Regions from separate parts of the Mus musculus genome. Here region 2 is linked to region 1. Evidence: chromatin loops called from intact Hi-C (ENCODE). Cell type or tissue: heart. All regions are shown on one strand. Links, peaks and the distances in the headings refer to the core of each region. The heading gives the core; the rest is flanking DNA.

Evidence for each region. Peaks named below come from ENCODE experiments on the same cell type or tissue, not always from the same donor. Only the 100,000 strongest peaks of a DNase experiment are listed, where the experiment ranks them.
Region 2: it touches region 1 in a loop (2.4-fold over the local background); 5 of 42 quality-filtered maps call a loop at or near these places.

Annotation. Positions count from the first base shown.
Region 1 is chr2:156,545,741-156,549,575 of GRCm38, forward strand. It overlaps Aar2 (AAR2 splicing factor homolog), which reads left to right and starts at 1,836. Exons shown (of 4, transcript NM_026661.4): 1 at 1,836-2,143. In heart, for the core only: no CTCF peak of the experiment used is centred there; a DNase peak (open chromatin) is centred at 1,941; H3K4me3 peaks cover 1,682 bases; H3K27ac peaks cover 1,156 bases.
Region 2 is chr2:156,839,731-156,843,565 of GRCm38, forward strand. Tgif2 (TGFB-induced factor homeobox 2) reads left to right here and starts at 277. Exons shown (of 3, transcript NM_173396.3): 1 at 277-508. It overlaps LOC115486128, which reads right to left and starts at 1,518. Exons shown (of 5, transcript XM_030252280.1): 1 at 1,452-1,518; 2 at 1-1,269. The coding sequence starts at 1,518. In heart, for the core only: CTCF peaks have their summits at 1,437 and 2,272; DNase peaks (open chromatin) are centred at 921, 1,761, 2,231 and 2,421; H3K4me3 peaks cover 2,500 bases; H3K27ac peaks cover 2,464 bases.

The sequences.
Region 1 (3,835 bases), core at 447-2,946:
TTTGTTTGTTTGTTTGTTTGTTTGTTTGTACTCTTGGGGTTTGTGGTGCCTCTGTGAAGCTCAGTTTCCTCTTTTGTAAATTGAGAATCCTAATTGCCAAGTCTTTATCCCTATACTTGGTCATTCTTCTCCCAGAATTGTAGCACCAGTAAAAAGATGGAGGACATATCTATCAGCAAGGGATAGGAACAGAGATGGGAGATTAAACTCAGATCAAGCCCTTTACCAACCCGGGCTTATAGATATGCAGGTATGATGCAATCAATCAATAGCCAGTAAAGGGGGCAGAGGGACTCCCGTCCTTTCTGGGAATAGCAAGGCTTTTCCAGGAATTTGGGCATGCTTTTATGGTTTCTCTCCATTGACAACCATCAGTGCTGTAGGAAGGCCACTTAAGAGGCAGGTGGGCAATAGTGAAGTTGGAGGTTATTTGTCTTCTGCTCTGTCAGCCATTGTAGCTACAGCCAGTCTTGGTAAAGTCACCCGAAGAAGAGACTGAAGGCCTTTGAGAATCCTGCCTTTATAGATAAACAAGCTTACAATCAGGTCGGGAAAGTTGGCAGTACAAGATTAGAGGAGGGTCACATCTTGGCTATGGTTAGTGAGGAGATTAGAAGTAGTATCTATGTATCTCCCAGTAGCTCTGGCTCATGGTGGAGTTCTGATGTACAGAACCACTGAGCACAAGGTTAGTGTACTGGCTCTTCCTGGTTGTCAACTTGACTATATCCGGAATGAACTACAATCCAGAATTGGTAGGCTCACAGTGACCCTAATCTGGAGGCTGGGAGATGCAAGTGTCTGACCTGGATAATGGCATGGAAATCTTGAGGCATAGTGGTTATGAATCCGAGAAGATTAAGACAGGGGAGATCTCTGAGTTTAAAGTCATGTGGGACAAAGCAAGTTCCAGATCCAGGTGTGATGGCACACACCTTTAATCTGGGCACACACTTTCTGCTGGAGACCTACATAAGGACATTGGAAGAAGGAAGATTCTCTCTCTCTCTTGTTCACCTGCTTGCCTTGTGGGACTGAGCAACTGCTAGATCCTTGGATTTCCATTCACAGCTGCTGCTCACCATTGTTGGAGAGCTGGACTACAGACTGTAAGTCATCAACAAATTCCCTTACTATATAGAGACTACCCATAAGTTTTGTGACTCTAGAGAACCCTGACTAATACAGCAAGGCCTATGGATAGTCATTTACTATACACATCATTTGATTTGTTATTAAATACACAGTACATTTATGAGGGCTATGTGCTAGGTTCTAAGGAAATAGAGAAGAAAAAGACAGTCAGGTTTCCTCACTCAGTGCACATTTATAGCTTGACTGCTGTATTCTGTAAGGCCTGGAAAACACTGGGTGGTCATTTCCAGAGGAACTGCTGTGTTTGCGTTTGAAGGGACTGGTTCTCCCTTCAGGCAACAGCCTTGGTTCTGAAACTAGGGATGAATGTGTCTGGAAGCCGGGACTTGGAGATAATAGGGAACTTTTGACATGGTGACCGGCATAGGAAATGTGGCTAAAGAGGACCAACCATGACTGAGCCAGTCTGTGGCTACTGTGTGCCAACACCTGAACCATGCTTTGGCCAGCCCGTGTCTGCTTGAGACCAAAAGGACTGTGGATGGTGAGTATGTTTCTGGACGGGGATATAAAGTGGATAGTTTAATTAAAGTCGTTATTTATAATTCGGGAAGTAAAACGAAACAGTAAGAAGAAAATGAAGTGCTTATCGTGAGGAACCTGGAAGCACGGGCCATTTCTTCTGAGACTCGGGGCTCCGCCGGACTACTTTTTCCGTAGCACCTATCCGGCACCAAAGCAGCCGAACTTCCGTCCCGTTTCCGCGGAACCGGAGCTTGAGGTGCTACGGTGAGTGTCGGCCCTCGGTGCGCCTTTCGGCCTCCGGTTTCCTTGTGTGTGGTCGGGCCACCTCGCTTCTTGTCTCAGAATCGCGCTGGCGGAGTCTGGCTTTGTGAGCTGGTGTCTGAGGAGGCCTTTCTTCCTGAGAACCCGTCCCTGAGGACACCGTGGTCAGGGTCTCTGGGGCTCCCGAAGGAACTTCCCCCCACACCCCTTTAACTGTAACCAGAGAACGAGACTCACTCGAGCTGGATCTGCGTGGCTTCCGGTAAGTCACCTACCCGGCTTCCTGGCTTTATTTAAAGTGCATATTATCGTAAGTTAAAAAAAAAAAATTAAGCTTCGTGTGTATGCTAGGCATCAGGGACTCGAGTCTTGTGGGCATGACAGTCTTCAACCAAGTACACAAAGTTACACACCTGTCCCTGGAACTGAACGGCAACAGGGTAGCCAGAGTGTCATCACCAACATTTGACTTAGTCCCGGGTCGAGGAGGCTTTACTAAGATTAAAAAAAGAAAAATAATTGTGTGACCAAGTGCTATGGGTAGAGTTTTCTCTGGTGTGAGGGTAAGAAAGAAGCCAGTGTGGTTAGAACAATCCTTCGGATTGGGGTGGTATTAAATTAGCTGAAGAGTTGCCCAGGGAAATTCATGCAGCGTTTTCGGGCCATTCCCTAAAGCCAGATAGAGAACGCATTGAGGACCAAGTACTCTCCACTCTTGGAAGGCGGTGAATACGCTGAGGAGTTGTCTCTGTATTGCAGGCTTGTGAAGAGTATTCGTTTGTGTTTCAGACTTTTTTTTTTTTTTACTGTGAACTACAGTCACAAGACTTTTATGCTGTGATCACATGTATATACAAGCACATGTCTTCTTGGAACCATTCCTATCCTTGTTACTTGTGGCATTCCAATAGCTTAAAAGTTCTCTTCTTGGTGCTGGAGAGATGACTTGGTGGTTAAGAGACTTGTCTGCTCTTCCAGGGGACCTGGACTCAGTTCCTAAGGGCGCCATGGTGCTAAACCCACCTCTAACTCCAGTGTCAGGGAATTCAGCATCCTCTTCTGGCTTCTGTGTAACTTTTCTCATTATTTCAGATAGCTTTCTGTCTAAAAATGATTTCCTTCCTTCTTTCTTTCTTTCTTTCTTTCGTTTTGTTTTGTTTTGTTTTTTCGAGACAGGGTTTCCCTGTGTAGCCCTGACTGTCCTGGAACTCACTTTGTAGACCAGGCTGGGCCTCGAACTCAGAAATCCTCCTGCCTCTGCCTCCCAAGTGCTGGGATTAAAGGCGTGCGCCACCACCGCCCGGCTAAAAATGATTTCTTAACTCAAGATACATCTTGCAGTTTGAAAAAGAGTGCTAATTTAGAGTCTTTTCTCCTGTTTTTTTAGGTAAAGACAATGAAGTGTGCTCCTAATATTTTTTTGTAAAAGGATTTTTTGTTTGTTTTAAATAAAAGAGTAAACATCAAGCAGCACTCGATTTTTCTGCTTGTGTATTTTGAGGCCACTTCTGTGTAAAATACAAATATCTGGTTTTCAGTAGTCTTATTCTGTGGATATTTCTTTTGGGGCCCAGTAAAGATCCTGGGTAGTGCCTGTAATCTGAGTGTTTTGTCAGTAGGATGAGTAAGTGACTTAGTACTCAGTTCAGTAAAAGTTGAAGTACTTGATTGGCTTGCATTGATTGGTTCTTGCTGAAAACATTCTTACAGATACTGCAGAGACGACAGTGTCTGCTACACAGTTGTTTTTAGCATCGAGTGCATGTGAGTGCATGATGGGGTGGTGGGTCATATGCTGGGGCAAACATGTGAAGGTTAGACAGCTTTGTGTGCTCTCTTTTCTCCTTCCACCCTTGAGTGGGCTCTGGCCATCGAAGTGAGGTTGTCAGGCTTACAAGGCAGGTGCCTCTACTCACTGAGCATTTGCCAGCACCCTCAACCCCTTTGCTTTTAA
Region 2 (3,835 bases), core at 832-3,331, 290 kb after region 1:
GGCACCCTTTGTGCCTGGTAGTGCCCCCACCCCCATGGAGGAGCACACAGTAGGCGCTCCGGAAACACTCTCTGAAAGGAGGAGCGGGCCACTTCCTGCCCTGGAGCTGACTCCGGGAGCCCTGGTCCCACCGCTCCGCCCCGGGCCCCGGCCATGCGGCATTCCTAAGGTGGGTGGGCGCAGGAAGGAGGTGCCGCGGGCCCGCCCCCTCCGACGCGTGGGCGGGGCGAAGCCCCCTGGCTCTGCGGGCCCGCCCCCGAGGGTGGGCGTAGCTGGCCACGCTCTGCACAAAGTTTGTTTCTGCCTCGGGGCGGTGGGGGAGGGTGCGGCAGGCGGGATGGGAGGAGAGGGGATCTGACGTCAGGTCGCGAGGTGCTTTCCAGCCGCGAGCTGTCAGGCGGGTGTCAGACCCGGCAGGTACGCGGCGCGTTCCCCCGGTGCCCCCCGCCCCGGCCGGGTGGTCCCACACCCCACCGAGGCCGCGTGGGCCGGAAAGCCGCCAGGGAAGGTGAGTGCGGGGCGCCGAGGGGCTGGAGACGCGGGAGGAGGCGCGCGGACAACTTGGAAAGTTTCTTGGGGCGACGGGGCGGGGGAGGGGGCGTCGTCCCGGCGCGTGCGACAGTGGGTGTGTGAGCCCCGGGGGTGTGTGTGAGTCGGGACCGCGGAACGCTGGCGCGGAATGCCGGGGTTGGCGGGGGGGGCGCTGTTCGGGGTCCTTGAGGGAGGGCTCGGCTCCCAAAGCTCCCAAAGCTCCTCTGGGAGAGGGCAGCCGGTGCCCTGCAGCGGGGTGAGCGCGCGGGGAGCGGGTTTGTTTGGTTTCAAAAGTGCACGTTGCTAACCGCCGGCAGCCCCCCCCCCTCCCGCACGGCGACAGAGCGGGACCGGGGGCCGCCGAGTGACAGCTGGAGGTGGGGGCCGCGGGCGGGGCTCCGACGGAGAGGGCTTGGGAGCCCGCGCGAGTTCCCCTTTCCTTTGGAACAAAGGAAAGTCTGTCTCCGAGGCATCTGTCACTCCCAGGCGGGCCAAGGCTGTGGGGCGCGTGGGGCTGGCGACGCGGAGAAAGTTTGTGCGCGCCGGGACCCCGGGACCAGGCGAAGGGCAGCCGAGCGTCTTGCGGGGGCTGTGCGCGTCCCCGATGTAGGGGGGGCGGCCAACATGGAGTCCAGGCGCAGAGTTGGGGGGGGGGGGCGGCGCGGAGGTTGGAGCCCAGCCCCCTCTTTTCCCCTCCCCCTCCGGGCCGAGTTCGGAGCACAAAGCCGAGCGCGCACGCTCCGGCGGCCCCGCGCCCCAAGAGTCACCCTGCGCGGAGTACCAGGGAACGGGCTGGGAACTAAACTTTTTCCTGTCCCAAAATGGACACGTGAGTTTTTTTTTTTTCCTTGCAAAGTCGTCCCCCCCCCCCAACCCCCAAGCGCCGGGTGGCGGACCGACAGGGGAGCTGTTGCTCGCACCGTGACTCTGGTGGGGGACAGTTGAGTGAGGGTGCCTTGAGCGCCGGCGGATTCGTCGGCGCCCCATGAGCCATGTGCTCCGTTGCGTCTGGGCCGCGGGGGAGGCTGCGCGCTTTGTGTGAACTGCTGGGAACTCCAGCCTCAGTGTGCGGCCCGGGGGATTGTATCTGGAGCTGGGCGAGTTGTCAGAAAGTTCCTGTGGGAGTGGCTGCAGATGGTGTTGTGGGAGTGTGTAGGAGATTGATGGGGTGCAGTGTCCAAGGGGTGCCTCCAATAACCCAGTTGTATAAAAAACTGATGGATGGCCGGTGTGGTGACGTGCGTGCTCCTGGGTCGGAGAGATCGTGGGTGGGCAGGTCACTTGGAGTTCGTGGGTGGGCGGGTGCAGGAGTTGGGCTAGTTTCGATAGTCTAGTCGTTGGTCCTAGGTATAGTGTGTAAATTTAGCTATGTGTGTTTGTAAAACTCTGGGAACTTGCGGGATGTGAGCAGTGGGTCGGGTCGGTTATTTAAACAGCGCTCAACTTGCAGGAGGGAAATTGAGGTATCGCTGGTGTGCGTGTGTGTCTAACCTGCAGACAACCCTAGGGTGCAGGACCCAGAGGTGGGGAAAGTTCATGCGGAGGGGTGCTCTTCTGGAAGGGAAACTATGAAGACTGGGTTCTGGCAGGCAGCCAGAGTGGAATAAGTGAAGATAACCTTGAGTAAACTTGTCACCCGCCGCCAGCGCTGCCTCCCTGAGCTGGTCTCGCAGCTGTCCTGGTGGCCGACTACATGTCTGCCCTCAGAATGCATCCTCCTTGAGCTCCTCTGAGTAAACACTGCCTCCGAGCAGTGCCCGGTTCACCTCCAGGTGGCCTGGCTGAAGGTAGACCCTTCCCTCGAAAGTCTGGCTTAGCCAGCCCAGAGATCTGGGCTCAGGCCCAAGTCGAGGAAACAAAACCTGGGAGATGGCAGAGTTTTTTGGCTGGGCCTGCTGAGGAGCTGTTAAAAGGCAGAGAAGGGAGGAGCATGCAGATCCTGGACCAGCCTTGGCCTAGAACTTGTGCTATTAAAATGTAAATTTCTTTTGCTTTTGTGAACGGGAACTTTGTCTGCTGGAGGGGCAGCTGATAGGAGTTATCTAGGCAGAAACCTTCCTTCACGGAGCAGGGGAGGAGGAGGGCTTCAGACTCTGAAAGGACACTTTACTGGGATCACACAGCCCAGTGGAAGTTAAAGCAGGGACCAGAGCCACACTTCATTGGTCAGGATTCTGAGATTAAGTCTGGACCAGGTCAGAGGCCGGACCAAGGAAGAAGGTCTAAAAACCAACGGAGGAATGACTCACTACGCACACGGCCTGCGGCAGGGGCGGCAAGACTTGGTGAACAGTTACCAGACCCGCCTCCGGGCCTTGGAGGGAAAATTACCCGATTTCAAATCCTTCTTTATAATCAGTCTTAAAAGATGGGACATTTTTTATTTTATTTTTTATGTGTGTGGATTTTCATCTGCACCTGGGATGTTGAGAGAGAGCATCTACTCCCCTGGAACTGGATTTTGGGTGGTTGTGTTCCTCCATGTGGGTGTGGGGAGTGGAACCCACCGCTTCTGTGAGAGCGCGTTACAGCAAATGCTCGTAATTGCTGGGCTATCTCTTCCAGCCCCAGAAATTCACTTTTAAAATAAGCAGGCCCGGGGACCTGGGGGAGGGGGAGGCTGGAGAAATGGCTCAGTGGGTTAAGAGCACTTGCTGCTCTTCCCGAGAGCCTGGGTTCAGATGCCAGCACAGACAGGCTCACAACAATCCAGCTCCGGTTACGGAGGACCCGCCTCCTTCTGTCCTCCCAGGACTCCGCATATGTGGTGCAGAATGTTTATATATATAAAATAAGTAAAATCCTGGGAGGGACGGGGAGAGAAGGGATTTGGTGGGAGGAGGAAAATAAGAGAAAAGAGCACTTTGGTCAAAGGATATTTTATATATGTATATATAATAAAATTTTAACTAAAACATTCTAAAATCCTTCTCCCCTCCCCCTCCCTAACTAACTGCTGAACAGCTAGCTCTGTAGAGTGAGCAGCCTGTTGAGCGCATCCCTTCGTACATGGGACCGTGTAACAGTGGGCTTTCATGGCCGGCCTCTTCTCCCGGAGCATGTGCTCAAGGTCCATCCATGTCATAGCACACATCAGAAGTGTGCTCTCTCTTTTATAATTTGTTTGGTTTTATGTGTATGAATGTTTTGCCTACGTGCGAGTGTGTCTACACCACGTAGATGTCCATGGAGGTGACAAGAAGGCACTGGATTCCCTGGAACTGGGAGTTATGGTGGCTGTGAGCTACCATGTGAGTGCTGGGAGCCGAGCCAGGTCCCCTGGAAGTGCAGCAGCCAGTGCTCT